Regions from separate parts of the Mus musculus genome. Here region 1 is linked to region 2. A link is a loop called in an ENCODE intact Hi-C map of the cell type or tissue named here. Cell type or tissue: left cerebral cortex. All regions are shown on one strand. Links, peaks and the distances in the headings refer to the core of each region. The heading gives the core; the rest is flanking DNA. Region 1 holds the start of Pantr2 (POU domain, class 3, transcription factor 3 adjacent noncoding transcript 2). Region 2 holds the start of Gm28175 (a long non-coding RNA gene).

Evidence for each region. Hi-C counts contacts between places; a loop is a spot of excess contacts. Peaks named below come from ENCODE experiments on the same cell type or tissue, not always from the same donor. Only the 100,000 strongest peaks of a DNase experiment are listed, where the experiment ranks them.
Region 1: a loop joins it to region 2, with 4 times the contacts of the local background. A loop is called at or near these places in 3 of 42 quality-filtered maps.

What each region holds. Positions count from the first base shown.
Region 1 is chr1:42,705,441-42,721,580 of GRCm38, reverse strand. The region is part of intron 1 of Gm46091 (predicted gene, 46091); the gene reads right to left. Pantr2 (POU domain, class 3, transcription factor 3 adjacent noncoding transcript 2) reads left to right here and starts at 8,127. Exons shown (of 4, transcript NR_110495.1): 1 at 8,127-8,226; 2 at 9,276-9,378; 3 at 13,163-13,224; 4 at 14,323-14,520. In left cerebral cortex, for the core only: a CTCF peak has its summit at 6,845; DNase peaks (open chromatin) are centred at 7,088, 7,816, 8,100, 10,415 and 1 more place; H3K4me3 peaks cover 3,425 bases; H3K27ac peaks cover 4,444 bases.
Region 2 is chr1:42,252,479-42,266,375 of GRCm38, reverse strand. Gm28175 (a long non-coding RNA gene) reads right to left here and starts at 8,524. Exons shown (of 4, transcript XR_865384.2): 1 at 8,405-8,524; 2 at 6,519-8,142; 3 at 4,378-5,223. In left cerebral cortex, for the core only: no CTCF peak of the experiment used is centred there; DNase peaks (open chromatin) are centred at 8,179, 9,032, 9,300, 12,410 and 7 more places; H3K4me3 peaks cover 2,589 bases; H3K27ac peaks cover 4,309 bases.

The DNA.
Region 1 (16,140 bases), core at 3,751-11,750, 460 kb before region 2:
GGGAGTCTGGCATGAGGCATCTTTTCAATTCTCCTGGCTCTGAGGAGAACAGGTGGCCCTAAATCTGTCTGTGTGGGGAGGGGCTGGAGGCAAGGGGGAGGATGAATCTGAAAATATAATGTCCTGAAACGTAAATCCGAACCACAGAAAGGAGGAGGAATAAACTATAAGGTAGCATTCCCAAAATTCTCTATGGAAATATCACTAATGTGAGAAGGAACCGCATGTGCTTGGATGAGAAGGGACAGGTATTGGCCCAGAGCCACCCGGAACAGTCACAAAGTACATTCAGAACCTTGGGGAGAGGGGTTGGGGTTTTTTGTTTTTTTGTGTTTTTTTTTCAATTGTATGGTGATTTTGTATTCTTTTGTATCACAGACCTGTGATTGTTACCATGTAAATGCAGAGCCTGACATTGTCAGCTGAATTCCTTCCTTAACGTCCTCCCCAGGACTTGCTGAAAGGACTGATTCTCTGGCAAGATGCACCTACTTGCACATGAAACATAGTTTCTTTTCTTTTCTTTCTTCCTGCCTGTCTTCCTCTCACTGTGGCTCACGCCTGGAGCTGAGTGCAACATTGTACCTCAGCCTCTTGTTGAGGAGGGAGAATGGCAGCTGCTTTGAGTCCTGTGTGCCTCAGATGCTCTGACCAGACTGCTCACAACTCTACTTGCAGAGAACAAAGTAGCCACTACCTTAAACATGGGGATATCTGGCTTCTCATGATTTCTCTTACCTTAGCTAAAATAGATAACCTCCTCCCCCAAAAATCCTATAGAAAAAGAATATAAAGAGCTGGGTATGCTGGCACAGACCTTTAATCTCAGTACTAGAGGCAGAGGCAGAGGCAGAGGCAGAGGCAGAGGCAGAGGCAGAGGCAGAGGCAGAGGCAGAGGCAGAGGCAGAGGCAGAGGCAGAGGCAGAGGCAGAGGCAGAGGCAGAGGCAGAGGCAGAGGCAGAGGCAGAGGCAGAGGTAGAGGCAGGCAGATCTCAGAGTTCAAGGTCAGTCTGGTCTACAAAGTGACTTGCAGGACAACCAGAGTTAGACAGAGAAACCATATCCCATAAAAAGCAAAGCCAAACAAACAGAAAATAATAAAGACAGAACAAATAGAATACTAATGAAAAGAAAATTTATTTTCTGGCCTCTTCTACAAGCTCTCACCAGAGGTCACTACGCTTGACCGATAGTGTTTGGCAGCAATGTCTTTTATAGGCTCTGGCCTCTTGGATACAGGGGATGCAGGGTATACAGGGGAGAAAACATGATCAGAGCCCAGGGAACCTGAGGCACTGGCCCTTTTGCACATTCTCCTTTCTTCTCTACATACATCTCTGTGTGTATTATATGCATTGTATGCAGGTACTAGGTATGTCTGTATTGTGTGTAAGCACATTCTGCATATTGTGACTGTGTTTATTTTTTTGTGAGAAGATAGTAAGGAGGGGGTGACTAACAAATCAAACTCTTTGGCAAGTTTACAACTTGTATAAACAGAGTCTTTCCAAGCCCCATATTCTACCAAGGTTAAGATGATATTAGACTCATACAGTAAGCAGGAATTCTAAGTGTCTGATGGCCAGGTTTATCATGAAAACACAGTACAGAATCTGAGTATTGAGCTCCCTTTGAGAATATGCACCAGGTGGGAATCTATTGAGTCACATCATGCAGCCTATGATCTATGCAGACAGGAAGTGTATCTAGGGATGTCAGTGGTGTACCATGGGTATTCCCCACATCACAGTAAAGACATTGGCACCAGGGAGAAAGAATCCACTTAGTTAGGAATAATTCATCCTCATTTCCAGACCAAGCCCGACAATTGAATTCCACCTCTGAAATTTGGGTAAATTGCATGATTTTGTTTCCACTGTGACCTTTTAGTGGAGCTGATGGATGCTGGGTCTGCTAATACAGCTGGCCTGTCTTTATACCAAGCTGTCCTTCTTACCAGTCAGCTCAGCCAGGTGACCAATGACTAACCAGACACTACCTGGTGAATATTTTCTGGTTTCCTGTTCCCAGATGTTTTTCACTGCCTGCCAGGTGGGAACAGAGCACTGTCATTTGCCACTTGTGTTTTGTCTCATCAGGACAGAATGTCACCCTTCTAAGGCAGGGCAACTGTACAACTTCGGAAAGACTTGGTGAAAGTAATGGAACCTAGAGACTGAGTCCCCCCAGCTAAGCTCCTTCCAGTCTCTGCACACTGTAGCTAGAATGGAGCCTGTAACCATGGGTGGCATTCATCCCATTTACTGTCTATGGGCATTTCCTCTGCTGGCCACGCAGAAAAGATTCCAAAAGGAAGTATACAGTCCTGGCTGTGGTCCCTGGGTTTATGAGAAGGACATTTTGCAGGGTAACTGTGTGTTAAGGATCCACTTTGGCTATCTCCTCTGGCAGGGTCAGTTGGAGGGAGACCTAATAACTCAGTAAACAGAGAGAAGAGAGATGCTTATACTTAATAAGCCATTGCAAATGGAAAAAGTAAGCTCCTACCCGACATGATTCTCTCTAGAAGCAAATGGCTTGGATCCAAGTACTGCAGTGGGCTTTTAGGTCTCGGGGTCCCAGGGCCTCCAGGAGCTACTCTTTCTCCTGGAAGCAGCTTTAATGAGGGAGAGGAAATGACTCCTGTGAGCTGCCACAGCCCAGGCATCCTCCTTTGTTTTAAGTTACAGAGCTCCTGAGGCGAAGCATCATCCTTCTCTCCGGAGAGCAGACACAGCAATTAAAGGGGAGGGCCAGACAGATGATCAGAACCGAGGTACTAAGAGCTGCCTCCGCTACCTCCTGCCCCAAGGGGGCTCCCAACTCACTTCCTTCACCCTGCCACAGAGCCCTCACCACCCAGCAAGTGGTGCAGTTGGCCTGGTGGCAGAGAGAAGGTAGTGGTTGCTGCCAGGGCTTGCTGCTCTGGCTCCTTTCATCTCTGCCCTGTGCCAACCACCCTGTGAGGTGAAAGAACAGTGTGGTTCAGTAGGCCAAGCTGCAGCTCAGGCTGAGAGCCCCAGCCGTGACCCTGTCATCAGAGCTGTTTCCACTTCTTATTTTGTGCCCACTCTTGATGCTTTTCCTTACATGTGGGAAATAAAAACACTAACCTGTCTCCCCAGGCTGTAAAAAAGGGATGACTAATATAAAAACCGGAAAATAAAAGAATAATAGGCACTTTGTTGGTATACCTCACACAAATATTAAACAAGGCTGGCATGAGGTTACTGCAGGCACAATCCTGAGGCCTGTGATGACTCTGTACAAGGGATCCTGCTACAGAAGGACAGGTCTCCTGAATACATAGTTACCATCTCGCCATTTCTCAGCTCCTTTCTAGAAAAAATCAAAAGGACTTCAAAGATTTCCACCAGGCACCCACATAGCCAAAGTCTGGACCACTAGCTGTCTCTCTCATTTTCAATTTGAATATATCAAAGAATCTAGGAAGACAAGGAGGAACCCTTCCCACCCCATCCTTTCTAACTTAGAGAGGTCTCCTTCTAGTAACAAAGAAATGAATAGGGCTTACTAATAATACGCCCCCACAATTCTCTGGTTTCTGATTGGAAGGATGGATCAAAATGTAATCATCAAAAAATATATATCCATTTTTTTCTCCTCTATCTTAATCGTTTCTCTTCTTCCTGTTTCTAGACCTGAATTTAAAAGGTCAGAGACTGGAAATCCTTGTCATTATTGAGATATTTCCACTGTTATAACCTATGGATACTTTGCTTTGTTCGACAGGCTTTTGGTACAGACCTGTAATCCCAGACACTTGGGAAGCTCTGGCAGGAATGTAAATTTCAGGCCACCTTAGACTGCAAAGTGAGTCCAAGGCCAGCCTGAGCAATCTAGTAAGAGCCAGTCTTAGGGATAAGACTCAGTTTGCCTAGGACGCATGAGGTCTTGTGTTCACTCTCTAGAAATGATATATTGATATATAACTGCTCTGTTGATGTCGCCTCATTTTACTTCAGACTTCTTTGTTTGTAGATTTGGTTTGTTTTTGTTTGTTTTGTTTTGTTTTGTTTTGATGTATCCCTGACTGGCTTAGAGTTACAGCGAATTCCCTGTCTCTTTCCTTCCTGAGTGCTAAGATAACAGGTATTTGCCACCATGCCCAGCATCCATTTTGCTATGGTTACATCTAAAAATATTTCAAGATGGGTATTCCAGTACTTGGGGCGATGAAGGGAGGAGAGATGAAAGCTTAAAGTTAGTCCATCTCAAAAGGAGGAAAAAAAAAAGAAAGGAAAAGAAAAAAGGAAGAGAAGTTTCAGAACTGTTATGAGCAGTTATACCTTAGAGCTAGGCTATACTTTATAGAGCTAGGCTATACTTTATACCAGTTACATTGTCCACTATTTGAAAGGGACAGAAACTGGCAAGTGTTGAGGAGGCTACGGAGAAACAGGAATCTCTATGGACTGTAGATGAGAATGTGAAACAATGCAGCAGGGGCTGGAGAGATGGCTTAGAGGTTAAAAGCACTGACTGTTCTTCCAGATGTATTGAGTTCAATTCCCAGCAACCACATGGTGGCTCACAACCATCTGGAATGGGATCCAATGCCCTCTTCTGGTGTGTCTGAAGATAGCTACTATGTATTCATGTAAATAAAATAAGTCTTTTTTAAAAAACGATGCAGCAGTTATAGAACACACCAGGCAGCTTCCTCCTGTAGTTCTGAAGAGGATTGCTATAGTACACAGCAAATCTGTTTCTGAGTATAGACCCAAGAATTGAAAGCAGGAACTTGAGGTTTCTGCATACCTCTAAACATAGCATCACTATTTGCAGTACCCAAAAGTGGAAGATAAACCAGGAACTCATCAATAGATAGATATATAAGCAGGTTAAAAGAGAAGGAAACACTGGTACATGCTATAACATGGATGAAACTTGAAGATATCACATAAAGTCAAATGGATCAGAAAGAAAAAAATTAATGTTGTATGGTCCTACTAACATGAAGCTAAATTCATAGACCTTCCCAGAGGCTTGATGGAGGAGATATGGGAATTGCCACGTAACGGATATAGACTTTCACACTGGCAAGGTGAGGACTTCTGGAAATGGGTGTTGGTGAGGCTGCTCAGCAATGTCAGTGTGCCTCCTCCAACTGAACTACCACATGCACAGTCAACAGAGCAGAAGTGGTACATGTTGCTGTATGTCGCACACATCGTACCACCTTAATAACATTCACCACCTTTACACTTTCCACCGAGGAGGAGAACCGGATTTTCTAATGACCTTTGTACACTCTAGAAGGTGGGCAGAAAGCTTCAGTCCTGCCCAACTCTGCAGCTCAGACCCCAGCCCAGGACCAGCCACAGATTTGTGGCTGCCTGTAGGCATTTGTTCGTTTGTTTGTACTTGAGTTGTGGAGATAGGTAGGTCCCTGTGCTGTTAAACCTCAGGGGCCAGAGCAGCTATTAAAGCTGCAGGATGGTTTTGGACCTGGGAGTCACCTCTTCTCCCTTCTCTCCCTGATTGCTCATCTGCTCAAGTCTTTCTGCCACCCACCTACATGTTCTCCAGGATACTTTCCAGGCTATTCTGTCCTGATTAGGAGGGCCCCAGTTTGGACCTTCCAGGACACAGGACCCTTGACTTTCACATGGACTAGGAACCCTTGGGGGAGAGACTACTAGGGGCCCCTGCTGTATGGTATGTTCCCTCCAAGTTGAAACGTTTGTTTCAGGAGAGAAGGCAAGGCTCAAGACCATCAGGAGGTAAACAAAAGGTCATATGTAGGGAAACAAAAACCTGAAGGATTTGTGAGGTCTTCTTCTAACAATAAAGGTGGGGGGCGTAAGATGGGAAGTGTAAAGAGTTGGCAGGGCTGGTAGAGAGCGACTAGACAAACTTAGAAAGAGAAGTTCCCACTTGGAGATGACTGACAGCTACAGAGAAAGCTGCAATGGTTAGTTTTCAGATGTCTCATGTCAGGAGTGGGCTTCCTGTGGCATCACTGCTTTTTAGTCACCCCTGTGCCATCTAATTAACACCTAACCTATACTCCTATTAGTAACCCCATTATGTTTTTTTTTTTTTTCAAAAAAGAGACTCGTTGATTCACCAAATTAGACAGTGTGGCAATCATTACTTTGGTCTGTCCTGGGCTTCTGTCTTGCAGAGAGAGTACATAGGTACCTGTTGCATCTATCACATGCCTATCACATGACGCTACCTGAGCTACACCTCCTGGCTGGGGCAGTGTGGCTTGCCCAGGACATCCAAAGGCTATTCCTGACTAATACCACTTGTGAGACTCCACTAGACTGGCCCCTCCCAAGCCCCAGGGCAGCGCTTCAGTCCACACCTTTCTCCCTGGATAAAGGCTTCAGCTCTTCTAGACCCACTGCTAGGCTAAATCTCTAGATTGCACACTTTGAAGTGGTTGCTATTACCTTTATTCTTCTGCTTCCTTCTGTCTGCAAAAGCTTAGGCTCACGGGTTTTCATTTCAGAAAACCAGCGCACCTCATGCGAATTCATGAGACTTCCCATCTCAGGCCCAAAAGAAAACCATAAAGACTTTGAATGATACCAGAACCCTATTCAGGCAGGTGTGACACCAGGGAACCTGGCAAGCAGTCCTACCAGGAGTGGAAGAGAAGGTCCAAGAAGCAGCCTACAACTGCCCCAGGGCTCTGGAAAGGTGAGCCTGCGAGAGTGGTCAAGTCTGGAGTTCTAGGGGACGAGAGTTGTGAGAGTAAGAGAAGGGAAGTCAAGGCTTGAGAGTGTGGATAGAGTTGGGGAAAGGACTCTCCGGAGCCCAGCCTGGGCACCTCACAGGTCCTAACCTCCACCCACTTTCAACTTTTTGCTGTTCCCGTTAGATGGCGCTCAAGACTTTCTAACCATTTGTGAAAGTGCTCCTGGTCCGGAACAAAAAGAGCCTTATCGAGAGAGAGAGTGTGGAGTGGGCGTGAGCGGGGGGGGGGGGGGGGGGGCTGGGGGGGGGGATGTGGGGGTGAAAGCACACCAGGGCGCGGGCGTCGCCTGGCACCAGGAGGAGCGGTCACGGGTCAGCTGGCCCCGGGCGGGGGTGCATCCCAGGCAGGGCCTCCTCCGCAGCGGGCCCAGAACTTTCTCTGCTTCCTCTTCCTTTCCCATTCCGCTTTTCTCCTGGTCCCTGCTGAGCAGTTGGCAGATGGGTTTCGGCCTCCGGAAGGCCGAGGACTGCACATCTATGCAGGCCCTCCGTGCTCTGGAAGAAAGAGGCCTGGAATTGAGCAGTGGCGCTGGGGTTCAGACCAATTCTCCCCACGAGTACCCCCACAAGGGTTCTGAGTTCTCAAGCTCCAGCTCTGCACATCAGCCATGGGACAGGTGCAGGTTTTGTTTTAGGCTCTCAAAGTGATGTTTCTAAGTTCCCCGAGTGCATGTTTCAAGCAATACAGAGCAAACTTTCTGGTCCCCGGGCGGATGACGCCTGAATGAAGTCAAACCACCGTCCTTTTAAAACTATAAAATGAAAGAAACTAATGAAAGGCCCTGGAAACCCTGAAGCATTAGATGTGACCACTTATTTTTAAATAATTATGCGACGAGTGATCGGGGCTTCCAAAGCTTTCCAAATATCTCTTCTTTCGCAGTCTCTAGGAAGTGTCTTGACTGTAGGCGAGCGGGTACTCTGATCTTTCCCTTCCCTTCCCTTCCCTGTTCGCCCAAGTGTTCAGGAGCTGTGTGCCCGGTTACCCCTAGGACCGGAGGGAGCAGACACCTTCCTTTGTGAGTCCCCCTGGCTGGGAACTTTCCCGCGCGGCGGGTTCCCCTTTAAGAAAGTAGCGATTGCTATGAATATTTAATGCGGAGCTGGAGCCCGTCGGGCCGAGGGGAGACCCGGCCCGCGCTCTGCGGCCGGGGCGTAGCTCTAGCTCATCCCCCACCAGTTCAGCCACGGTAGGATGAGGAGGATGAGGGTTTGCGGGAGGAAAAGCTTTGGAGAGATGGGGTGCGGGACTATGGAACCCGCTTGAGTCCAGTAGGCCAGCGCGGGTCATTTCCATAAGAAAGCCGCAACCCAGCTGGAGGCTGCGGTTCTTCATGGCCTCCCTGCCCCCACCATCATTGGCAGCGTGTCGCGGGCTTCTCTGCAGCCTAGATCTAGGCGACTGGTGTGGATTGGTGTTGATGAGATGTGGCTTCCAGCGTTGCCCGACTCAGACCTGTTTCCAGTCTGGATGGAGCGGACCGACTGTGTGGGGTGAGTCCAGGGTGCGGCGGAGCCAGTAAGAGTTGAGGAGAGCGCGGGGAAGCTAGTCCGTAGTGGGCACCTCGGATTAGGAAGTCCTGAGAAGTACTCTGAAGCGGGGTGTGAAGAGAGAGTACTGGGAGAAGGCCTAGGAAGCTAAGCCGTCCTTGCTGCCCCTCTCAAATCCCCGGAGCTTTCGCTTTCAGTGGGTGACCCTCTTCCAGCGAAGGGATGGAAAGTGAACTTGGTCGGGCATTTGATCTAGCTAGCAAAGCGGTTCTTTTCTGTGTACATTGAGTACATTGAGTTTCTTCTCTGCTTTCAAGAGCCCACGCACGATGGCCACGCATCTTCAGGTCTATCAAACACACACACACACACACACACACACACACACACACACACACACACACATACACACACACATCTAGAGAAATTAAAACCTAGATCTATAGTGTTCAAAAAAAAAAAAAAAGCAAAGCAGAGGAGATAATGTGTGAGACAGCCGTCTTCACTTTGCCTTCTATTGGGAAAAGTTGCCTGAGAAGGAATAACTTCCCTTTTATGGATTCTGAACCACCTGTACTTTGCTACAAAGCTTAGTTGGGTCACAAATAAAACACCAGTTACATCGAGCAATGAAACCAATTACAACTATTAACAACTTTATTACTTATGATTAGACTTGAGAACTTTAAACTCAGACAATATGATCGAGTTATTTTTCAAACCAGCTAAGATTTTTACACCATCCCTCCCCACTCCACTTCCTACCCCTGTCCCCAAGAAGTAAGAAGAGTAGAAATGATATTTCAGGGAGTTTGTATGTATCCGTGGTCAATATTATATTTGTTTCTTTTAGTAAAGTTTGTTGCTTCTTGTACCTAATGGTACCTTGATTCCTGATTCTGTCGAGTTATGGAGAGCATAATTGAAGATGGCTGGTTACAACCGACTTGGTTTGGATGTGGAATTGGGGCAAGCACTCTCTCCCAGTACTCTAGTAATGCTGAAAACCCAAATCTATTTAAAAGGACAAGTTGTTTTAACTTCTACCACAGATGGGGTGAGAGGAACAAGTGAAACTCAACAGCTAAGGAGAAAATGAAGAACTAGTGCTACGTTTTCCACGTTCTTTTTGCTCCGGGGTTGACATGGCATTTGGTGAGTCTTTCCTGAGACTGTGGCTGTCTGGAGAGGGGAAAGTATCAGAGAAGTTTTACCAGTCTTAAGGCTACCTCCAGGAGGCTGTCCACCACTTCCCTCTGTCTCCATGCCAGCCTCTTGTTATCCCCAAGTGGAAATCCCTGCTCAGTTGTGTGTGCAAGGCTTGGGGCAAAGGAGGAAATTAAATTGCTGTCCACAGTAAGAAAAACGGAGCAACTTACAAAGAAAGGCTCTTCCGCCTCTAGGAAAGAGGCAAGGTGAGCAGTGGTGCAGTTGGAAGGGGCCAGTTATTTCTTATGTCACCTCTGCTCACAGTCCTGGCTTTCTAGAGAATCTGGGTGTCCAGGGCAAGGAGAATGAAGTCTGTCTTGCTCAAGACACCTACCCAGATCCTCAGCTCCTGGGTGGAAGCCCACAGTCCCAACATGCATCTACTTCTGAGATACCTGCCAGGCTGCTGTGGGCATAGATGGCTAGGCTGTGTGGCCCACACTTGAGCTGCTTGGGATTAGCAGCCCCTCTGCTCAGCAGCGTTAAAGCTTTTGATTATTTCTGAGCACTGGGTGGCCTCTTCCCTTATGAGAAGTCCGTGGGCCTCCTCCCCACTCCTATTATGTCAGAGTTAATTGCTCTACAGTGGGGTGTCTCTCATGGTGGGTTGGCCAAGAAGTGCAACAGGGAAGGACAGTGTCCTCCACAGGTAAGAGTTGACGTGGAATTCTCTCTGTCTTTGATATCCAAAGGGCACTGAAATTGAAACTTCCTTTGAATGGGATGGTGCCCCGGCAATTTTTCTTTAGTGATTCCCTAGGGACAACTTTTTTTTTTTTTTTTTTTTTTTTTTTTTTTTTTTTTTTTGCCTGGCCTAGGCTGTTGGCACCCTGTGTGAGGTCCTGAAAGTAAAACTAATGTTGCTTTCAGTGGATAGCTCACCCCAGTGGCACATCTTAATAGGAGAGCTTCCAGGTCAGCAGCAAATGTCCTCTGTTGCTAAGTATCCTGAGAACAAATCCCCTGTTGATGCCGTGAAAGGCTGAACAAGAAGCTAAGGCAGGGCTTGCCACAGCTCCAGAGCCTTCCTACCAAGTCCATGGTAGAGTGGGGGCAGGGCTTGGGAACAGATAGGAAAAAAAAAATAGAAATAAAAGAACAATCACTTTCTCTTTTAGAAATAGTGTAGTTTTAGACAAACTAGAAACCGGTAATATCCAGAGGACAAGAAGCAGGAGTGGCTGGCCCCAGGTCTGATGGCTCTGTGGTTCACTTGTTCTGAGTTTTAGGATTCCACAATAAAGGAGAGGACAGAGCTCTCCCAAAGTAACCAGGAAAACGGATCCTTATACCTGCCCCTATTCCAGAGAGGTCCATAGGATGGGGAAGTGAAGGATCTGCCTCTCGGGGCACCTGGTTTGAGAATCTGAGGTTTTTTTTCCAACTCATAATTTGCCTTGGAAATAGACAGGTAAGGAGGAAGCATCCTTCCTTCAGAGATAGAAAACCTATCCACTAGTAGGGCATCCTCCTCGCCATCCTCATAGGTAGCCTTTATTGTTCAGGATGCCAGGTAAGCCAGGGGAAGTTGACCAGTTCCTCGGCAATCTTGGAATATGAAAATGAATATTTTCTAAGAAAACTTTCTACTACTTTAAAGATTTCCATAGATAGAAGGCATCTACTTTTATCTGGGTTTTCATGTAGACCAACAATGCCAGCTCCACTTCCCTTTCTTCTTTGTGGTATGAGGTTGCATATTGCAGGGAGGGGAGGTGGCTTATTTGATGTGGGTTGAAGCTAGTTCCTCTGTCCCTGTCCTCCCCACCTGGCTCTTTGTGTGGAACTACAGTTGGAAATTAACATTACTTTTCTTACGTTCCTCTCCCCCCTGCCATTCTTTTTTTGACTAGAGAAATCAAATCGATGAGATAGAGACACATTAAGTTGCATAAAGTATACGGGGCTGATCATCCAAAATGCATCCCAGTTGCATTTGCATATAACCAAGGGTGAGGTGCCTTGTGATTCATTGCCTCTTGAAATCTCACCAAGCCTGTCTGACTGGCAGAAATTTCTAGAAGTTCCTACTGGGACCACCCCTTAGGTATTCCAAAGCAGTTCAGGTCCATGAGAAGAAGGAAACGTGGGTGAGGATTCTGGAGGGCAGCATCGGGAACAACGGGGCTCCTCTCTGTACCCCAGCAGAGCTGGGAGACTCAGCTGGCTGCGGAGGTCTGTGGCAGTGTCTCTGGGTTTCCTTTTGGATGAGGTAGGAAAGGCAACACCGTGCATCAGAGGGACGGACAGTCACTGACTGCATCAGAGGGACAGTCACTGACTGCATTTCATATATACTTGTCAAACCTTTTACTAAAGTTGTATCCTTTTTGCTCCTGGACTTGAACACCAGCTTTGAGCTTTGCATTATGTGCTTGCTGTGCATCGAACTCCACTCTACAGTTCCCAAAGTAATGCTTTTACCAGTGACTTGGAGGGGGAGTATGGGAGCCACACCTGGAACTCACCCTGCCTGCCCTGTGGAGCTGTAGAGTGGCTTGTTATGGTTTCTTTTTCTCTCATCTGTCTCATTAAGTCCCTGCCAGCCTCTCAGTGCTAAAGCAGTGGGCAAGTAACAGGATTAATGGCTTGGGAACCCTACCTATTCTCTGTGGGTCCCCACCTCATTGTTTGGAGAGGTATCTTTTCCACAGCAGCCTGCTCTTTCCATACAAAGGCCATACTGATGCAGACACCTGTCTACCCTAAGGAGCCCTCTCTATTTGTGAGCCTTCCTCTTCCTCAGCAGGGAGACCTGCTTCTCCAAGTCAGCCTTCAACCTTACCAAGCCAACCAAACGGCAAGGCATGGGCCTAGGCCTTGCTGAGCTGCCTATAAACAAGTCTCTAAGGACCCAGGCACAGTCATCCACCCAAGCCTCTAGAGGCTTGTGGGATAGCAGGGACCTAGGCTGAGGCTCTGGGTAGCTAGTCACAAACCATGGGCATCTTTTGCTCTCAGCTCTCAAGATAACCAATCTGTTCTATATCCTGGTAGCTAGAGACATCCTGCTAGAGGTGTGTGTGTGTGTGTGTGTGTGTGTGTTAAGAGCCTTGATAGTAGGTTTGCAGGAAGCCTTTGTTACAGCTTTGTTAAAACAAGCCTTCAGCAGCTCTAACAGACCCTCCACTCTCTTTGCCCCTACCCCTGCAGAGGAAAATCTGCCTGGGGTCCACTGCTCTGCTACAGATATCTTCCTACCAAATGCTTGTTCTTCACTCAAAGTCTCTCTGACTGGTCTGGGCACATAAACACAGTTCATATGGCTTTTGGGGCCAAGCTCCCCATACCCATCCCTAAAATGTAAGCGTTCTGAAAGTGATCTCCTGCTGTTGCTGAATATTCTGGCCCCACAGCCTGGTCAAGGAGTAAGCTCCCCTAGCATGGAAGGGGTAACAGATTCACAGAGTTCAAAAGGGAGAAAGACACTTGACCCCCACTGGCAAGGATCAGGACAAGTTCTGTATACTACCTGGTTTGCTCTTTCCAAATGACAGCCAGGTTGCAGGGTTTGTGGGTTCAATTGCTTTTCACTCAATGCCCATGTTGAGCATAAATACAGCTTAGCCAAGGTACAGCTTTAAGCAGGATCCCCGAAGGGCGCTCTGGCACACGGAGGGTAGAAGAAACGACTGTTTACATACACACCAGCTTGCATATACAGTGTTCTATAAAGCTTCCCACACCCCAAACCCTTCCTATTTTATTTCTCTTCCTGTCTCTTTTCCAGGCCTTTCTACCTGGAGAAAATCAAGAGTATGTAACTTTCCCTGCAGATGGTCTGTCTGTAAGGTAAGGCATTCACATTGGGATCTCGCAAGTCTCCATGTATATTTACGTATTTTTATCCCCAGTCACCTGTCTTGGTTTTCTGGCAAGGGTCTGCAAAGGGAGGGAGACACAAGTGAAGTGGAGATTTCCCTCTCTGGGGGCTTTTGTTTCCCTCTGATGCCCCAGCTCACACTGCACAACAAAGGGAAGAGGCGAGTGATCTCTCTTTTGGTCTCCTGGTCCCTCATTTCCACCTCTCCTCTGTGGGCTTCCTCTTTGAGACCCGGAGGAAAGCCTGGGGAGGAGATGGGGGGGGGGGTCAAGTTCACAACACTAGACTACTGCTGACCTTGCCAGACCCTTCTCCTTGAGAAGCAGAGAGCCCATTTTAGATGCTAGCCACTCTGTGCCTTTGGGTACTTTGGCCACTTCCAAAGACTGCATAGTTGAGGCTGATAGCTTCACACACCTCTCTGGTTAAAAAGCATTGAGGACAAGGTCTGGTGATTCCTGGAAGCGGTCCTCAAAGGGCCCAACCCCCACCCCAGCACTGGAGAGCCATACACCTCAAGCATGCCTTGCAAGGCCCTATATTCTCATCACCGCAGAAACCAAAAACTCACAGAAACACACAGGACAGCTATTAAATAACTCTTGGAAGAGGTTAGAGGTCTTTACCTTGGGGCTGAGACATTTTAAAGCCCTTTTGGGTAGATCCTCAGGGGATACGACATAGAAATTAAACTTGCTGGCTCAGTTTTAAAATCCAAAATCTCTCTCCTCTTAAAGCTGTTCATTGAAAACGGTTTTTAGATACCATGTTGTTTGCTGATGGTTCCTCTCACCATTCTTAGGCTGGAGAGTCTCAAGGCCGTGCCACTAAGACTTCGGAGCTAGTTTTGGGGAGCCATCCACTTTATGATTAGATCTGTTGACTTTGTCTTTAACTCTGCGGGTGGGTTTTCAGACTTGAAAAATGTAAATGACAAGTTAACTCCTTCCCTGCCAGCACATTACAGGAGTCTTTTCTTAGGGGATGCCAGCTTGGCTTGTACTCATCAAAGTGGGCACTGTGTCTGACCTGGGCAGAAAGAGGAGATTTGACACTTTTCATTTCAGAGCTGACACAGGAACCTTTGGGAGCCAGTATCTATTTTGTTTCCGACTGCAAAGTTCCAGCCAATGATTTGGAGGGGGGCCGGCACCTTCTGCTGGGAGCTAGTCTGGGAGGGAACAACTCATTCCTGAGTTCTCTTTCGCAAACATATCTCTTGTCTATTAAAATAATAGTAATAAAAATAAGAATAATAATTAAAAGATGTTTGTGCTTTCCTTGTGCAGCGTCTGTCCATCGCTTTTTAGCTACGCCCTCTGTAACGTGTGTCTAGTGTTAGACATTTAGAGAAACACAGACACAGTCCAGGTGTGCTCTGTGTGCTCTGTCCTAGACAGAGTCACGGTGGAGAATTTACACTCTGCCTTCTCCTGGCCCATTCTCATTGCTAGGGGAGGGGGGAAGGAGGTCACTCAGAGGAAACTCCAAAGTAGAAAAGATCAGCTTGGTGCCTCCAAGTAAGTGACTGACAAAGTCACACCTACTTTCTGGTCCCTTAGGAAGAAAACAGTTCAAGCAGGACATTCCACAGACAGTCCCCCAAACCCTGAATGTCCCCCCAAACTTTACAGAGACCCTCCCCCATTCTTAGCCAATTCCAGTTATTTTAAATTTTCGTTGTGTTCCCATGCAAAGCACATTCATAGAGGGGTCGTGTTACCTCACTTTCTGGGCCACTCCACTGATGACGGTGGCTAACACACAAGGGAAGGGTCAAAGAGAAAAAAGGGGCCTCTTTCCCATATATCTTAGATTATTTCATAGTGTTTAATGTGTTCACAGAAAGAAACTTGTCGGGTACCCATTACTTTTTCAAGAAAAAGGTAAACTCCCCCCTTCTTTTAAAAAAGCCAACAATGTTTCCTAAGGAAAAGAAAATCACAGAGGTCCATTAGTGATTTACACATAGAATGTGGCTTGTCTGGGGAAATTGTATTTGTAAGCAAATAGCTCCCTGTTTAATATATCTTTACATCTGTTTGTCTGTCCCTCTATCATCTGTCTATCTGTCTGTCTGTCTATCTATCTATCTATCTATCTATCTATCTATCTATCTATCTATCTATCTATCTGAAAAGGAGAAAAGGGAGGTGTATGGCCTCCTGAACACATCTTAGAAGAAAAGCTATCTTACTTTCTCTGTAGTTCCCTTAAACGGGCTGCATCTAGTCAGTTGTGGGCTTCTCTATTCCACTTCTCAAGTTTCCAGTTTGCAAAATTTTAAGGGCCGCAGGGGGCTGATTCTCTGGGAACTTTACCAGAACCTTTGTGTGTGTGAGGAGCGGGGTGGGGGTGGGGTCACATTTGTCACCGGTTTATCTGAAACTAAGCCCCCCCCCCCCACACATTTGTAAGCTTTAAGAAGCAAAGCCACTTCTCTGGTGGGACATTGGGTACACACTAGCCGATTGACATTCCTGTCAGCGCCTGAGCCCACAGACCACGTCGGGTATGACTCTGTAAGCCTGAGGCTCCACAGTGTAGGAGCTGACACCCAGCGGTGCAGGTGACCTGACAACAGATTGATCACCTCCGCGTCCTTGTGGCCCAAGAGAAGCCAAGACCTGGTCCAAGTGTCCAGAGCTATTCAAGAACACCACGCTAAGAAAGGCCTGCAAAGACCCGCATAGCCCAAAACTCCACAAAGCCTCCAGCCCTGACCCTCCTTGTGCCACAGTCCTAGCTGCCACGACTTCCACACACAAACAACACGACCTGCCTGCACAAGGTCATTCTCTGACTACTTCACCCTCTGCTTTTGGGCTTTGCAAAAGAAGTCATTTGGAACCCTGTTCTGAACCAAAGCAGTGCCCTTCATGCTC
Region 2 (13,897 bases), core at 4,582-12,581:
TTCCACCATTCTCTTAGTGCCACCCTCAGATCTTGCCACTCAATGGTATTTGTCAAACAAACAAACAAACAAACAAAAAACAAAAAACCAAACCAAACCAAAACAAATCAAAAACCCAGTACCTATCTCTGCACCACGCACCATGTACGTACTTGGTAACTGAGAAGGCCAGAAGAGGGTATTGGATTCCCTAGGACTGGGATTATAAACAGGCTGTACACAAGCCACCATGTGGATGACGGAGATTGAACCCATTGAACCCAAGTCCCGTGGGAGAGCAGCCAGCAGCTAGGGCGCTTAATCTCTGAGCTCCAGCTGTCCCCCATCTCTATGTAACCTAAATGGCTAGTCATAAGATGACTCCAAATGAAGGTCATTGTTCAAAAGAGAAGTGTATTATGTAGCAAGTAGGACTGTAAGAGTTTGTCCCTTTATTTGGGATTGGACAGATTGACCATGGAAAACATGTATGACACGATTTCCTATACACATAGCCTCTCTCCCTCTGCCTACTGGACCCCGACTTCTTGCTGTGATTTTAGTGCAGCTGTGCTCACTAGCTCTGTAACTGGTGACAACAGTACCTTTGCTTTACATAGCCAGGGGTAGCCAATGAAACTCAGATCAAGGTCCTCCCTCTACTTAACATGGCAAGAACGTTCTTCACTCCATGTGGACTAGAAGACAGAGACGGTATTCTGTTCTTAGAGAAGATGCTATAGAGAATGTCCACATATCTCTAGGGCCTATCTATCTTAGGCTTAGAATTTGCTGGACATTCCCACGAGATCTAGGATCATCTCCTGGCCCAGGTAAGCTGTGGTTGGCAGGGCTTCTCACTACACTTCACAAGTCCCATCTTCAAGTGAAAAACTGGGTTTGCTATTGTCCAAAGACTAGCTCTATCTAGCTCTGAACTGTGGGAATTTTACAAGTTGCCTAATTGTAAAGAAAATGTCTGAATGCTTCTTCACAGAGCTAATGGCTCTAGAATATTGTCTCTTATTACATACCTATAAATACTGTGGTTCTTTTTAAGATTAAGATGGTCATGGTGGTCACAGTAAATGACCTTTGATTGAATATATTTATTTGTATAAGATAGTGCAATTTTCTTTATCATAAGGCCAGGTGAAGAATCCTACTTTGAGGAATATTATGAAAGAGCTTGTTATTTTCAGCGGTGCCTCACCAGAGTCAGGGCCAGGATTCCATTTGCCTTTTCCTTTAGTCACTGACTTTTGCTGGTCTCATCTATGGAAATATAAAATGAATTCTATGCAAATGGTGTGGGTTGGAAAATCAATCTACCTCTAGTTTCTGTGTTAGGACGTTTTTTTTTTTTTTAACTTTTGTAGCTGGGAAGTAGTTGCAGCATGTAAGTTAACTGAACATCTATTATGGTTTTCATAGTGACTGCTTCACAGCTGCTTAGGCCCTTTCTGTGTGTGTGTGTGTGTGTGTGTGTGTGTGTGTGTGTGAGAGAGAGAGAGAGAGAGACAGACAGAGAGACAGAGACAGAGACAGAGACAGAGAGACAGAGAGAGACTGAGACTGAGCTCTGACCTTCTTAGAGTGCACAGGTTCTTGTGAATTGGATGATCTCTTTGAAAAGTTTGAGCATACCATGGTAACCAGTTTCCTTGGGGATCCCTGTGACTAGGTGGTCTCTGGGGCCCACAGGTGAGGATCAGCAAGCTTTAAATCTCTTCCTCCTACAAATGATGGCTCCCAGGTAGCAGGAAGAGAGGGACCTTGGGATACATGTGCCCTCTGTGTTCTCACTCAGCACTGTTCCATTCATGTACATCCTTGACCACCGCTATCTCTGAGACTGACAGTACAAGAGATAGCTTCTTGAATTCTCTGCCTTAGGCCAGACTGCATGTGAAACTCTTGCTAGCTGTCCTTCTTCTGTATTAAAACAGACCTAGATAATGAAATGTGCAAGGCTAGATGATGCTTCCCACAAAACAAATAGGAATGTGCCACAACAGACTCCATTACAGTTGTCAACATTTCTTTCAATGATTGTATTTAGGGCTGGAAGACACACAGAAGTGCATGTTTATGGAGTCCATGAACTCAGGGTGTGATATGTTTCAGGTTCGGCAGATATCACAAAGGGAGGTGGGGTACATTATCCTGACTGCTTTTTTACCGACCCCTCCTCCCAAACTCATGGTAGCTTAAATCATATTGTAATAAGTTTCTCTTTCAGAGAGAATCCAGATGAGTCCAAAGTGAACATATCAATTAATATTCTGTTGCTTAGTACTAACCCTTGGTGCATATTACTCATATCCAGTAAACTAGAGTTTAGATATACTAGATCATATATATATATAATATAGTTTATATCAACTAGTTGATATATAAGATTTATCAACTTTTATCCTCAGTATGATCTTGCTGACTCTCATTAAATAAATAATCCAGTCTCTTTTCATATTCATATGTATGTGCACATTATTTCTAAATATTTATAAACTTACGCATACTCAAAATATAAACATTTGTGCCTCCATGTCTTATATTTTATATTTTAAATATATCTATTTAAATTCTGCTTTTTCAAGAGGGCATTCTTGCTTAATAGTTGTTAATTTAAAGAAAAGTCATATAGCTTAAATAAGTGGCCTTTTAGAAACAAAACCAAACTTGTACATTTTTGTGAACAGTGACAAAGTAACCATGTAGCTTTTGTAGTCAGGCCATAGCAAAAAGACACACATCAGCGTTAGGCACCACCCATCTCTTGAGTCAAACCTTCAAGGCCTAGCATCTCCAAGTTCTTCATATATGGTGATGACTACACTAAGCAACACAATGGCTTCATATTCCTGTTACTCTTTCTCCAACATCTTCAACTTACACTTTGTTATTCCATTTGTTTCACGTGGTAACATAGGTAACATAGTAGCAGAGCCTCACTGCAAACTACTGTGCTGTGGGTGCGTCTCCTCCACACCCAAGACTCCTGCTCAGCAGAAGCCGGAAGCAAGCCTGGAGGTGCCACGGCATAAACACGATGTGCTACAGGGCAAAGAGCTCACCTCTGAATGTCAATAACTTATCAAGTAGAGGCAGAAGGCCCTTGGCTGGGACACTGCACTATTTGGGCTTTCTAAAAGTGAATTCCGACTCTGTACAAAGTTATATGACATGACCTATTTTGTGTTTGCTTTGGGTAAGGGGGTGAGGTCCCCGTGAAGCTAGTTGATATTTTCACTCACTCTCCCATCTCCTAGGTGGAACTACTTGTGCAGAACTCCTGAGTCACAATGAAGTTACTCCCTGGACTCCTCTTAAGCAATTTATTTTTCACTTACTCTGTATCCATTTTAACCAGTCTGCTATAATCTAATTTAGATTAATGTAAACCAGGGAGAAACACATCTTTCCCTCACAGCACCTTATGAATTGGTCAAGGGCAGTGACAGTCCCAAGGAGACCTTCGGACTTGAAAACTGAGTTCCCAGGAAGGCCATCCCCCTGGCACTCAGCCACTGTGTGAAAAGCTTCTGAGAACATCACAGCAGGTTGTCCCTTGATCGCCAATCCGCTCTCTGAAAGGTGGGACAAATCTAAGAAGAGCTTTGACACAATTGGCCTCTCCTGAGATGACACCAAGTGAAGGTCATTGTTCAAAAGAGACCATATTGAGCTGGGGACACAGGCAAACGCCACAATGCATTTGAGGACACACGAACACACACACACACACCACACACACCAAACAATCCAGTCCCCTTGGAAGATATTCTCTATTTTATTGTCTCCCTCTTCCTCTAAAATGGGCGATTTCTTTTCTGCCAAGGAGACTCCAAAGGGCCATGAATGCTAAAGTCCTTCAAAGCTGTTAAATGCATCTTCAAATTTACAATAAAATCCAGCATGACAAATTCTCCAGTAAAATCTCTGGAGCGTCAGCACAGCGCTTACACCATTTCCCTTTCATTCAGTATTTTAGCATTCAACACCTTGAGAACCATGGAAGACCAATGTGAAGAAGAAGAAGAAGAAAACCCACAGAAACAAAAACAAAAACAAAAAAAAAAAAAAAAAAAAAAAACAAGAACAGAAAATAGAGGCAGAGAAAACAAAACAAAAGAAAACAAAAACAAAAACCAAAGCTTAACAATAACAAAGACAGTGGAGGGGGTGGGGTGGGGGGGGATGCAAACAGCCACAGGAGCGATTAAACATATGCCAAAGTCAACAACTGGTGCGGGTTAGCCACCGCTCTGCCCGGCAGGTAGAAGGCACACAGTGCTGAGAGAAAAAGGGGAGCAGGAAGTGGGAGAGCTTCGAGCCAGGAGCAGAGGCGATCCTGAGCTTCCAGACACACCACCAGCCATGCAAAACGCCACATACCTTTCTGGCTTGCTGGTTCTGTCGGCCGAGACAAAGCAGTCCCGTTCGCAGCGGGAGGCCAAATCAAAATGAAATTTTATTTAGTCTGCACTGTCCCCAGATTGGGTTTCAGAATGACTGCTTTAGGAGATAGCATGGATGTGGCCGATGCATGCTTTGCATATGAAACTGCAGTAGGAAAAGAAATCTACATAATCAAAAAAATCTGTGCTCTCTGTGTGTGTGACAAAAAAACACTGGACTACAATGATTTCGCTGCTGTGTAGGCTTCAGGCAGGTCCTTTCAAGGTGAAAAACACGTTCAAAAATCCTTAAGAGATATTACAGATATGTATTAATAAATCTATATTCCTTTAGTTTAGGAGGGTATGCAGTTTCCTGCATGTAACTGTACCACAGAAATAATTGATTTCTGTGTATTAGTGAGCACACCAAAATTTGTATATGAAAAAAAGAAATTGAATTTTCAAACATGTGCAGATTATTTTGAGGGGGGTGGAGGGCTTGTCCTGACAATTAGTGTACCCTCTGAGCCTTGATAAAATAAATTAAAAGCTTAAGTTCTAAACAGCACTAAGAGCCTCTTTGATTTTTCCCTGGGAAGGCACTTAAATAATTCATATTCAGAGACTATCTGTAAATATGAGAAGAAAGTCTTCTTTTTTTTAAAAAAAGAGCTTTAGATGTTGGCAATAATATCTTTAAATTAAGTAAAAAGACTCAGCTGTATAGAGAAAACCCATTGTGGGATCCGTGGGCATCTGTTTGTTATGCATGCACACTTGCTGTGTGTGTGCACACTGTGTCTAACGAAGGGTCACCGCCTGCCTTGGCCAGGAAGAGGTCCTGTGAAGTGGGAAGGCAGAATAGGGAGAGTGGGACTTGTTAGTAAATAGGCATCATTTAAAAAAAAAAAAAAACTTATTATACTATACTTTCATTTTGATATTCAGTTCCTAGAGTTTGGGTGCTGTTCAATTGTTTTCTTGAAAGAAAAAATTAAAAGCAATTTTGAAAGAAAAAATATCTAGCTGTATAAAATAAAAGCAAAATATTAAAAATTTGAGACAGCCCTGAAAACCATGAATGGTCACTCTTGTATGTTATAACGGTCCCAGGGTCCTGAAGAGTATGTTATGTGTCCTTCATCTCTGAGGGAGCTTCCAAGCCAGGACCCACAGCTGCACAGAGACTTAGCTCCACAGTGAGATACAAATGCCTTAAACAATGTGCTTTCCCCATGCCCTGGCAGCAGCCACTAGCAGAGGAAGTGGAGAGACCCACACTCCTTACTGAAACAGCCCAGATTCATCCCCCCTATTTGGGTTTGCCAGTAATTTTCTTAGAACAGCTTTCCCCTTTTCCAACTTAGACTGGCAACCAGTCAATAATAATGTTTACAAATGTAAAGGTCTCCTTCAATTGATCATTTTGCATTAGGTACGAATGCACACCACCAGCATAATTAAAACCTAAAATCCAGAGAGAGCCAGTGGGATTTGTTCTCTTTATACCCCTGAACTATTGCATCTAGGCCTCTCTATAACTAGGGCAGTATGTTGGCTTCACTGGGGCTTGTAAGCTAAACGTACCCTCCTTGCCTTGCTGCTATAATTACTCAGAGTGTTCATTAAGCAAGAGTTTCGCCTTACTATTGTTTTTACTGTTAGGGCACCCTGTTTCTGAGGAAGAGAAAGATGTGACTTCTTAGCAGATCTAACCCCCAAATTCAACACACCTGGCCTTTGCTTTCTACCTAGTATGCAACCGTGAATATGCAAATGACCAGTATCTCATTAATTTATTCCGCAGGCAATCTTCGAATGTGAACCAGTCCTGTACCACTAGTACCGGAACTGGTACGATCAGGGCTGCTGGAAGCAGCTGAAGGCTGTGGCTGCATATTGAAATACTGTTTCATCTTTATTCTGTCCTTTGGCACTCCAATTCAAACAAAGACTCTTACCTTCCTCTACTTAGCGGGCAGCCAAAAGCAAAAGTGGAAAAAAAAAAAAAAAGAACGGAGGGAGAGAGAGAGAGAGAGAGAGAGAGAGAGAGAGAGAGAGAGAAATAAAAGAAGAAGAAACGAGGGGAGTCTAGGGTTAATAATAAAGATCTTCCCTCTACCACCAAATACTAACCAGAGGTGATTCATGGCTCCAAGAGAACCTCCAGTGCAAGCCAGCCTCTCAGCAGCCTAACTTGTCTCATCTTGTTATTTATTGGGAGTTGGGTGGGGGAGGGACTGAGGGCGACCTGCTTTCTGTGCTGCAATGCAGTTGAACAATCTTTCACTTTGCCCACATTAAAAGCCCTGAATAATGTTTATAAAATGTTAGGGAATCCCGGTAGGTTTCCTATTTAACAAGCCATGTATGACAAATCACAGTGTAATGTACTACGTTCTTAATCTTTAATTAGAATGTGAATATCTGCTAGAAACGCTGTTAACTTTGACACGTTAAATCTTCTGGTTAAAGTGTCTTACAGGAAGAGCAGAGATGAAACACTGTAACAATCTCCCCTTCTCTCCATTCACCCAGACGGTTGGGGAAAGATGATAACATCTTGTAATACCTGCTCTGTAGTAATTAATCGCTGTGGTATTTAGGACCATTCAAGTAGACAAATATGACAGAGACAGGGACAATTAGAAACCTCGTTCAAGCTACATTAACTTTTCCAGCTATTACAGCACGGCAGCTCAAGTTTGCTTGTAAAAGCTGCAGAGGGATTGCTATGCATTAGCCGTGCGATTATTAATGAAAGAAAAGGAGAATTGTGTTTATTGTAGTTTGAAAATTGCAAATAAATTTCAATTATCTGCTATGTCATTTTGTTAAACATGCACTCTGGAAATGCCTTTGTATTCTAAATCATGAGCTACTTAGAACAAACTAATACCAGAGCCCCTCAGGGAGATAGGACGGCAATATTTTTGTAGAACTGGACTTTTTTCTTTTTCTTTTTCTTTTTCTTTTTTTCCCCCTTTGGTAGAGGAAATTGGAGATGGGCATAACTACCTGAATGGGCTATTCAGGTGGGAAGGTCTATAGCGTCCTGGCATAGATTTGGCCGCTATGGACCAACAGGGTTTGAGTCCAGTGTTACCAGCAGACATCAGGGCAATCAGAACCCGAGTGCTAAAAGAAACCCAAGAAGCCCTCACTCCTTTGGGAGCAACCTCAAACAATGATAAGAAATCCGTTATGATAAGCAAATAACGTAGACTACCTCTCCCTTTTCTAGTGGCAAAGCCAGTGTTGGGGAAAACAGGGAAATCTACAAGAGGTCCTGCTTAGCTGTAGAGGTGATAGGGTAGTTAGTGCTTCTGGTGGACGGCTCCTATCTTCTGCTCTCTTGAGGATAGCTGCCAGTCACTTTGAAAGGCAGACCTTGGTCCTGAAACACACACAGGCACGCGCAGACACGGGAAACAGAAATAAGCATGCTCAGTTTCTCTGCTGCTTTTCCTGAAACCACCAGTCTTGCAGGGCGGGCAGACTCTCCTGCAGCAGCAACCCGTCTGTGTGTCCCCCACCAAAACTGTTACATGGTACCTTGCCAGGGGCTGAGGAGTTACCCCGTGGCCCAGCAAACCTCCCCTATCCAAACTTGCAATCCACCCTGCTATGTTTCCATCTTTGCAGAGCTCATGTGCCATTGGTACCCAGTTTATTATTCGATGTGACTGGCCATCAGGAGCTGAACGTGAAAAAATAATCCTGGTGTTCCCTGGAGCTGGGGACCTGATCCAATTGTTTTCTGTAAATCAAAGAAAGACCAGCTTAGCATGGCACAAATCTGCATCCCCACCCCGGAATCTGTTGTCACACACATACACACACAAGAAAAAAACCGTTCAGTGCCCAGGAACAGTCTCCCCTCTCAGCCGCGCTGCGATGATGTCAGCTTTCTGATTACAAACTGCTTATTTATGCTTCAACAGCTGCCAAGAGCAGCGAGTAAGTGGCTAAAAGAGTGTCTAGACCAGGCTTTCAGGCCGCTATTGTCTGGGGGTTGTTACCTGGTTGACAGCGATGGGTCCAGCTGCCTGGTGTGAAAGGCAGCAGAGATGGCGAGACTGTGATTGACAGCTGGGCCCTCTGGGTCAGCCCGATGGCCCCGTGTCTTTATATTCCTGGCTCCAAAGGGAAAGCCAGGGTCCTGCCTAGAGGTTGGAGGTGAAAAGAAATGTTGGAGGGTAATGAAAAATCTTTTGGCCAAATTTGTGATCATGAACACTTACCCTGGGGAATCAAAGCCAGTCCAAGTGGCCATGGGGTAAAACCAGAATGAGGACCGGGAACTCGGGGAGGGATTCGTGGCTAGTGATGCCCCAGGCCTTGCAGGGGCTGGGAAGGATACCTAGGCACACAAAAGCTCACTTTTTCTTTTATCTTTTTTTTTAAACTTTTTTTCTCCTCCTCATTGTTTTCTGTTGAGGAAAGGAGACCCCCTAACCATGTCTTTGGCTACCTTTTACATTCTCCATCCGGGTTGTCAGATGAGACTTCAAAAACCTTCCTTTTCGGTGTTCTTAGTAGAAAGCAGACAGAATCTGAAACAGCCCAACATTTGGGGGAGGGAAAAAAAAAGCTTTGCAAGCTGATCTCAATGCGTAATTAGAATTTACAACCTTTGAATGTTCCTCCCCTGTTTATTTTCAGCTATAACCTCCATCTGAGATTATAAGTGCAGATTTAAATGTTCCAAAATGCCGCACTCCACCCTGGGTGTCACCATCCACAGTACTTGATTGACACCTATCATTATGGCCTCAATCTTGCTCCACTTCTTTTCCCCACTTCACAGTTTAGGGTTCCTGCCTGGGACAAGAAGAGTGCTGTTTAATGCAATCACAGACCTGTGCTCATTTGAATAGAGTAGTCAGAATGAACTAGTGAGTTCTGTGCCTCCAATTGGCCGGCCCTTGCTGTTCATTACCTACTTCGTTTGAGAAGCCGCAGCACTGATCTTTAAACATCGCTGCTCCTAGAAGAACAACTGAGAAGTCCAATGGCAGTGCGGCAGCAAGCCTTGACCACGGTCTCACATTCTTGCTTTTATTTACTTCCCCAAGTGCTAAAAGTATGGCTCCCTGACCTAGATCAAGGTGGTGACTGTGATCTAGGATGCAAAATAGTATTAACATGACTGTCCTCTACTCTTAAAGAAACAGCTGCATTTCAAAAATAATACCAAAGATCAGGAAAGAGCCTTCCTCTGTGTAAAAAATAACATCTATTCGAAATCATGGTGCGCATTCTGAGATAGCAAACTTGAATGAGACGCAGGAGAACACCTGAGGAGTCAAAGCTTAATTTGTGTATACAGTTGGCTTTCTCTGTAATATCTGATTCAGACTCCGTAACGAAAATGAAATCACATTAAATTAACTGTAAAAAATAAGTTGATTTAATTAAGCACAGAAAGACTTAATAGATATAATAAAATGTTAAAAAGTCAAATGATGTGCAGTTACATTTCAGTTAACACCGCTCAACAAATGTACTAAATTTATTCCTTTCAATAATGATGTGTTTTGAACATTTAATTAGATAAATAATGTCTAATCACTTCAGCAGATCTGAACTGGAAGGGCTTCTTGTCATCAAAGGTGATTCGAGCTTCATCTGCTTCCTTTCCAAGGGAGAGCAAAGCCTGTGAACTTCGGCTCTGCTCAGAGATGGGCAGAAGGAAGGTAAAGGATGCCTTTCATGCCTCATTAGAATGCAGGGTTTACTAAACAAACCTCTATTTACAATAACAGGAGTGTTATTCGGAACAGGCATCTACTTGTTTGCCCTTTTTCAAGCATCAGAGACTATAAGTAGCTGATAAGAAAGGTATTCAATGTGAGATGTCCTATAATTCATCATAGTACCGTTTCCTTTAATAACTACTTTGCTCAAGTGATTGGCATGATTACAAGAAAATTACTTCAAATTATTCATCTCTTATCTTTCCTGTAAGATGTCCTAAGTTGGATGATAGTTAGCATAATGGGGCCCTATTAATTACTAATGTAGAAAGTCCTTCAAATTTGGGTAGAGTTTGTAGCCCAAATAACGAAAATACTGCCAAATTCAAACCTCCATCATGTGCTGCTTAAGATGATGCCACCCACTGTCTATTAGATGGAATGTCAAGAACATTTAATTCTTCCTTTGGAATTTGCTAAGATGAACCCTGCCTGCGTATGAGAAGCAGACACACAAAGAGCATTTATGTGCGTACACACACATGGGAGTGCACACATATACACACACAATGCTCTCTCTCTCTCTCTCTCTCTCTCTCTCTCTGTCACACACACACACACACACACACACACTCACTCACAAATGCACATACACTTGAGCATACACTCAATGCCCCAAAGTATTGATGCCTTCTGAAATGTAGAAATGATTAACATAAAATTACCACTTCAAGCTTATGGTGTTAATTCATCCATATTTTTTCTAGAAAGAAATAATTCTTGGTCGAGAATCTTTCCATTGCTAATACTGCCTTCAGTGATATATTTGGGGAAATGAATGCATATATCCACTTCCTCTCAAGCCATCATATAGTATAAAATTGTGTTAAACCTTGACAATTTTTAATGTATAGATAGGCCAGTGCTCGAAAACCATTTTTTATTTCTTCTCTTAAGTTGGGGGAGAAGGCATAGTAGAACCCCAATTACAGAGTCTCTTTTGTATGCATTCAGTTCGTTTGTCCCAGTTTGGCTACCTTTATTTCTATGCTTTGAAGACTCTTTGTCTTTTTCATAGTGCTGAATTTCTATTTCAGAAAACTTAAAAATATATAACTATGTTATTGTTTATGAACCAACACTGAGAATATAAAATCACATCTATTAGGTCATAACAATGTAGGCACCAGAAAGAAAACTCCCCTTGTAGGTAAATAGTAACTGCCAGTGGGGAACAATTAAAAAGTCCTTGAAACTTTGAATCTTTTCCCTCTTTACATAAACATCCAAAGCTGTTTTCAGTTGGATTTGCTGCAGTTGCACAAGCATACCCCCATGTATGTAAAGCTCAATATAAAAATTAAAAACGCACCGTGACCCGTATACTCTGATATCTAGAGAGCACCATGGCAGTGCCGCTCCAGCTTCTTTGCTAGTAGGAGCCTCCCTGTACTCTCCCCACGTCTGGCTCATTAGAAGACCGTCTGTCTAGCTTGCAGCCCTTCACAAGTTGCAGATGCGGTGCCTTCCTTCCATGAAGAGCTTTCGACCCTTCCTTCATGCTGGGGACTCTTTTCTTTCATCTTGTGTCTTTGCTCACCTGGCTGAGTCTGTAGTTTCCAAACTTTTTTTCCTTCCAACCACTGACTTATTTCCATGCGTGCTAGCTTTCTGACAGTCCCTGGGATCTGTGTTGCTGAGGCCACATCTTTGGGACCCTTCAAGTATCCTAGTAAAACATTGCTTATGTTTCTGTTGGCAAGGGACAACCTAGAATTTAAAATATAACTGAGCCATCATTCCCACTTAAATGTACAATGCTACTATGTAACAAACTCATTAGGATTTGTTTGATCAGATCAGTGGTAAGTAGGGAATAAAATTTAAGGCTTGTGGGTTAAGTCTGGATTACATCTATTTTACATTATATGATTGATCTTAGAATTTTCAGAAGGAAAATATATGTGTTGAATTATGTTTTCATTAATTATTGGTAACAATGCTTAAGAACTATATATAGAAGGTAAAGATTACTTCATCTTGCAGTATGTACAAAGCATTATACGATGTAACATTAATATTATTAAAAAGTGAGGTTTTTCTGTGTGTGTGCGCCTGTTTTCCCATTCTCTTCGTTTTCTGTCCATTTTGTGCCTGTTCTGAAGGATCTTACACAGTCAAACTTGGGAAATTTGTGCTTACTTGTGAGCAATTTAAGTCTTCTATTTAAAATTCAGGAAAGTAGTCTTGTTTGGGTGGCTTTTTCATGTGCAAGTTGCATAGTCTGGAACTTGGCCCTTCTCTGGAATAAATTAAATCCCAAAGGCCGTGTGAGCCTGTGCTTAGTCATGAGTGTCCCAAGAAAACTGCTTAGTCACTCCCTACCTCAGTTTCTTCACTTACAAGAAATGTTTTTGATCCAAACTATTTTTAAAACTTACACTTATATGCTTTGGAGAAAAGACAGACTGTGTAACTAAATCCTAACTGCTTTAGAATGCAGAGACCTCATGAAAGACACGGAAGGGAAGGGAAGAAGTGGGATCTTTGTTCTCTGAATGGCAAATTTAAATTCCTTGGAGACTTCTCCCATGTTCTTCATCAATTAAAATGCTCACAGATACAATGTGAGGTGATTTAGGGTTAAAGCAGTGGGCTGAGACCCGGAGAGTCTCTGAGCCCTCAAGTTGTACTTGGGAGTGTGGTCGGGCAGGGTGGCCTTCTGAGGAGTCCCTCCACTCTGGTACCCCATCCTCCACCTGTGACTTCTGCTCCTGGAATTCCATGGGAACAAAATTCAAAGGAAGATATAAGATAATAAAGAAACTTGAAACTGCAGAATCATGTTTTGTTGTTGTTGTTTTAAGAATGAAATTTAAAAAAATTTAATTCCATTGACCAATAGTCCTGATATGCATACGTGGCACTGATCCATTTAGAAAGATTGATTTAACAATTTTTGGGGGGAGGAGTTGGAGAGGTACATAATCTGATAATTCTCCCACCCTCTTTCTTCTTCTGTTTAAAAGTGTATCGACCCGTTGTATCAGCCAGGCAGTGGTGGTGCATGTCTTTAGTCCCAGCACTTAGGAGGCAGAGACAGGCAGATCTCTGTGAGTTTGAGGCCGGACTCCTGAGTCCAGGACAGCTAGGATTACATACAGAGAAACCATGTCTTGAAAAAAGCAAATCAAAACAAAAGTTAATCATTCTAACATAGAGTTACTTAAAATGTGAGTTATATTGCTGTATATTAAAATAAAGCATGGGTTTAGAAATTAAAAAAAAAAAAAAGAACAAAATCAGAGAGCCAGAAAGATGGACCAGTGCGTACCAGATGAGATAAGTCTGAAAACAGGAGCTCAGTTCCTGGAGCAAAGGACCAATGGCCAGAGGTTAGCCAGTTTGTGAACTTCCAGGATTCTCCAATATCCAAGTCTTATCTCACTGAAGCAGAACGAGGATTATAAATGCGCACTGCCACCCCCAGGTTTACCAGGGTACCAGGATCTGAATTCAGGTCCCCAAGATTTCATGGCAAACCTTCTACCCACTGAGCCATTTCCCAAGACAAAGGTTTTGTTGTAGTAGTTATTGTTATTGTTGTTGTTTGTTTGTATAAATAACCTTTGCAAGGTCTGTGGCAAGAAGAAATGACAGTGTGGATTTCAAACATCTTCTAACCACCTCAGCTGGGTAGCTTGGACTTGGTTACTTATTAACGGCTGTCAAGTCTCTGCTGTCTGCTTGTGGAGAAGATCATCCAGTGGACCATTTATCCCTGGCAGAATCCAGAATTCTTGGACATGTCCTGAT